2 separate regions of the Homo sapiens genome follow, and region 2 is linked to region 1. Evidence: read pairs that join two places in POLR2A ChIA-PET (ENCODE). Cell type or tissue: PC-9. All regions are shown on one strand.

Region 1 (2,500 bases):
CCCCAGTCAACAGCCCTAGCCGAACCTCACCCTTGAATCATTTGAGTGTAGGTGTCAGACACATGAGTGGAGAAACTTCCAGACAGATGGCTCCAGTCCCCAGCATGAAGTCACCCGCAGCCATTCAGTCTTCCCAGGTGATACCCCAGACATCATGGAGCAGAGAGCAGGTATTCTTGCCCGCTCTGTCCCAATTCCTTACCCATCGAATCGCTAAGCGGAATAAAATGATGGTTGTTATGTGCCACTAAGCAATAGATAAACAGATTTGTAAATTTAGAAGTCAAGAACTTTGGGCTGGGTGCGGTGGCTCACACCTGTAATCCCAGCACTTTGGGAGGCTGAGGTGGGTGAATCACAAGGTCAGGAGTTCAAGAACAGCCTGGCCAACATGGTGAACCCCGTCTCTTTTGTATTTTGTAAAAAATACAAAAAATTAATGGGCGTGGTGGCGGGCGCCTGGAATCCCAGCTACTCAGGAGGCTGAGGCAGGAGAATCACTTGAACCTGGGAGGCAGAGATTACAGTGAACCAAGATCGCACCACTGCACTCCAGCCCAGGTGACAATGTGAGACTCCGTCTCAGAAAAAAAAAAAAAAAGTCAAGAAATTTGGCTCTAGTGTCAACTGGGTCTGAATTTGAATCCTAGATTTGTTGTTTATTAGCAACGTCACCTTGGGGAGTCCCCAAACCTGGCTGGACCTTAGCTTCCTCATTTTAATATGAAGCTAACAGAGACTACCTGGGGCAGTGTAGTGTAAGAGCCAATTCACTCATTCAGCAAATGTTTATCGAGCCCTTACTATGGCCAGTTACTAGGAAGCTAATACACCTAAGGTGCTTAGAATAGGAAGTCCTCAGTCAATGTTAGTTTGATCAATATATGTTGCTTCTGGACTCTTCCTATCTGAGATTCAGACACAGCAAGTGGCTCACCCAAGACTGCCCAGCCAGTGAGTGGCCTCTAGTTCCTGTCCTGCAGAGTGGGCAGGGGCTTACAAGCACAGAGCATGAAGAAATATATTCCTGCAGTGAGTCAGAGGGCCGGAGCCCTCACAGAGGCTTAGAGCCTTCCTGAATGCAAAGCCCTTCTCTCCACACACATGAACTTTCCCCCTAGGTGGCCTGAAAGATGAGGCAGGTCCTAGAAGTCCTCGGCTCCCATCCAAGCTCCCCTGCTCATGTTCTGTGCAGCTGTGGGCACGTCCCTTTTTCTCGATGGACCTCAGCTTCCAAGTCCATAAAATGGGAAGACAGGGGTAGAGAAGGGGGCTTTGCAAGGTGATCTTAGCGAGACCCTTGCCCGTGAGGTCATAGCAGGCAGTGAGAATAATATGACAGTGGAGCAAAGGCCTTTCCCAAGGGCAGGGCTGCAGAAACCCATGTAAAGCTGAGAGCCACAGAAGCAAGAGCCTGCTCAGCGAAGCCGAGAGCCTGTTCAGGGAAGCCGAAAGCCAGCATGACCGAGGGAGCAAGAATGCGGGCCATCGGGATGAGTCGGTGGAGGTGTGGCTGAGCCTCCTCTCCAGCAGCCAAACCAGGTCAGCTCAGCCTGGACCTGCTGGGGCAGGGAGCGTGGCCTGGCTTCAGCAACCCAGCCAAGGGCTTCCCCCAAAAGTGGTGAATAGGGCTTTGGGGGCAGCCTTCAGTTCCACCGAATCTAGGAAGTGGAGGTTGCAGTGAGCCGAGACTGTGCCACTGCACTCCAGCCTGGGCAACAGCGTGAGACTCCGTCTCAAAATAAATAAATAAATAAATAAATAAAGTTCCTCAAGCTCAGTACTAACAGCATGTCAGGAGGATGATTCTTTGCTGTGAAGGAGGGCTGTCCTGTGCACTGTAGTAAGTTAGCAGCATCCCTGCCCTCTACCCACTAGACGCCAAAGCATCCCTCTCAGTTTTAACAATGACAAGGTCTCCAGACCTTGCCAAATGTTCCCTGGGGAACACCATCATTCTGGCTGAGAAACACTGCTTAGCATGGATTAATTCATTTACTCTTCACAACTTCTTATCATCCCATTTCACAGATGGTCAAACAGAGGCACAGCGATAAAGTGACTTCTGCAAGGTTACCTGACTAGTAAATGGCAGAACTGCATTTGGCCCCAGGAAGTCTGGCTCTGTAGTCCATGTTCTCAACCACTGTGTAATAAGCCGCTTGTACAACGGTCTTTCCTCAATTGTGAATGTTTTCTTTTCTTTCACTGGCTGGATGCAGCCTGTGGTTGGTGAGGGAATACCACCAGCCCAGATGTAGCCCCAGCTCTGCCTCTGATCAGCTGAGCTCTTATCCCTATCACCTGAGCCACAGAGTTCCTGGACTCTTTTGAACGTATCTCTTGTCCCATAATTGTTGTTGGGTAATGATATGTTGTGGAGCAATGAATTGAGATTGTCCCCAGTGGGGAAGGCTGGAAGAGCAACAGCCGCTGTTGGGCAGTGCCAAGCTTTACTTTGCTGAGCAGGGAATCTGGGGGAAGGTGAGAAGCTTGGGGT
Region 2 (2,500 bases), 86 kb after region 1:
ACAAAAAAATTAGCCGGGCGCAGTGGCAGGCGCCTGTAGTCCCAGCTACTCGGGAGGCTGAGGCAGAAGAATGGCAGGAACCTGGGAGGCGGAGTTTGCAGCGAGCAGAGATTGCGCCACTGCACTCAAGCCTGGGAGTCAGAGCGAGACTCTGTCTCAAAACCAAAGCAAAACAAAACAAAACAAAAAACAAAAAGGCATGAATAAACAAACGGCAACTTTCAAATACAGTTATATCAGAAAACACAAACAATACTAGGGTTAGTTTTAACTCCCGTATGTATAGGGGCTAATAAACCTATCTGTTAGACTTCCCTCATTTTTCCCCATATAAACACAGTTCATTATATTCAGATCAGTAAATTATTATTCACCATCTACTGAGACACGAATGTAATTTCCGTAATAATAATTTGATCACCCATCTTACATCTACTCAGCTTACTACATCTACCCAACTTACCCCAGTATACCCTATTAACCCCTCCATTGTCTTGCCTATACTCCAAGTATAGGGATGATATATCTTGAAGACAAAGCAGAGAGCACTGGAAGTCTCTGAGAAGCATTTTTGATTTGGAAGCATTGGTGCTTTGAGGGACCTGCAAACTTAGGTCTAGAGGGGTTAGAAAGAATTGATGGGTAAGAAAAAGTTAAACTAGTTGCTTGCTGGCTAGGGCTTTTCCTAGGTTATTCAACCAAGTTTGCCACCACAGCAAAACAAGTAACAGTTTTAAGCAGACACTGTTCAGGAATAAAGACTGGATTTAGCTGTAGTTTCTCTCATACAGAATATCTCGGGAACCTGATGTACAGCTGAAGAGGCACTGAAAAGCAAACCTCAAAATATACATTATTTTTAAAAAGAAAACTTCTGAGCCAATGAGCAGGATTTACAAACCAAAGGCCTTTAAAATTCACAAAGATGGACATTCTGGAATATAATTTACATGAAATTCAAAAGTGATATTCTCTGACAGATTGCATGTATGCTTCTTACCATCTCCATCTGGCAACCAATGGCTTCCAAAAGTGCTGAATCTTGAACAATATTTAACATTGCCCCTACAACAACAATAAAACAGTATTTTATATAAAATACACAAGAACACTAAAATGCGTAAGACATTTTATATGATTAATAGTACAGATAAGAATATAATTTTGGTTGAGCATTCCTGAAATACCCATGAAATTATAGTTGGCTCTTAAACAAGAGCTTGAACTGTACATATGCAGGTTTTTTTCAATAAACATGTTAGAAAGTTTTTTGGAGATCTGTGACAATTTGAAAAAACTCCCAAACTGCATAGCCTAGAAATATTAAAAAAAAAAAAAAATGGCCAGGCACAGTGGTTCATGCCTATAATCCCAGCACTTTGGGTGGCCGAAGTGGGGCGGGAGGTCAAGAGTTCGAGACTAGCCTGGTCAACATGGTGAAACCCCATCTCTACTAAAAATACAAAAATTAGCCGGGTATGGTGGTGTGCGCCTGTAATCTCAGCTACTCAGGAGGCTGAGGCAGGGGAATTGCTTGAACCTGGGAGGTGGAGGTTGCAGTGAGCCGAAATTGCACCACTGCTCTCCAGCCTGGACAACAGAGCGAGACTTCATCTCAAAAAAAAAAAAAGAGAAAGAAAAGAAATATTTAAAAAAGTATAAAAAGTTAAAATTGGCCGGGCATACTAGCTCATGCCTGTAATTCTAGCACTTTGGGAGGCCGAGTCAGCAGGATTGCTTGAAGTCCTAGGAGTTTGAGACCAGAGTGGGCAACAAAGCAAGACCCTGTCTCTAAAAATAAATAAAAAATAAAAAGCTAAAATTTATCAAAAAACTTACGTACACAAACACTTACAGACCATACATGATGCCATTTGCAGTCCAGAGAAATGTAAACAAAGATGTAGTATTAAATAACTGTATAAAATTAGCTGTAGTACATACTGCACTACTGTAATCATTTTGTAGCCTCCTCCTGTTGTTACTGGGGTGAGCTCAAGTGTTAATGAGTATGCTGCTTAAAATACAATGTGATGCTAACCATCTCCATGTGAGTAGTTCATCTCTCTAACAGACTGAACACTGCAGTAAATTGCATACCATGGTTCTCACATGTTTTCATCATGTTTACTGCAACACCATGAACCTTGACTAACGCCATGGGACCCATAGGAAGTGCCACTAGTGATGCTGGAAGTGCTCCCAAGAAGCAGAGAAAAGTCATGACATTACAAGAAAAAGCTGAGTTGCTTGATATGTACTGTAGATTGGGGTCTACAGCTACAACTGCCCAACAGTTGAGACGATTTATCTTATAAACAGACAATTTATGGTATCAATAAATACAGTACTGTAAATGTATTTTCTCTTCCTTATGATTTTCTTTTTTTTGAGATGGAGCCTCACTCCGTCACCCAGGCTGGAGTCCAGTAGCGTGATCTTGGCTCACTGCAACCTCCACCTCCCGGGTTCAAGCAATTCTCTGCCTCGGCCTCCGAGT

What was found. ChIA-PET counts read pairs that join two places held together with the same protein. Peaks named below come from ENCODE experiments on the same cell type or tissue, not always from the same donor. Only the 100,000 strongest peaks of a DNase experiment are listed, where the experiment ranks them.
Region 2: POLR2A ChIA-PET joins it to region 1 with 5 read pairs; 2 of 35 experiments call an interaction of 5 or more read pairs at or near these places.

The regions. Positions count from the first base shown.
Region 1 is chr20:38,616,202-38,618,701 of GRCh38, reverse strand. The region is part of intron 1 of ARHGAP40 (Rho GTPase activating protein 40); the gene reads right to left. Among named protein-coding and RNA genes, the nearest start is that of ARHGAP40, 16 kb to the right of the region's middle. In PC-9, no CTCF peak of the experiment used is centred here; DNase peaks (open chromatin) are centred at 1,021 and 1,471; H3K27ac peaks cover 1,902 bases.
Region 2 is chr20:38,529,732-38,532,231 of GRCh38, reverse strand. It overlaps RALGAPB (Ral GTPase activating protein non-catalytic subunit beta), which reads right to left. Exons shown (of 30, transcript NM_020336.4): 14 at 1,001-1,065. Among named protein-coding and RNA genes, the nearest start is that of MIR548O2, 14 kb to the right of the region's middle. In PC-9, no CTCF peak of the experiment used is centred here; no DNase peak of the experiment used is centred here.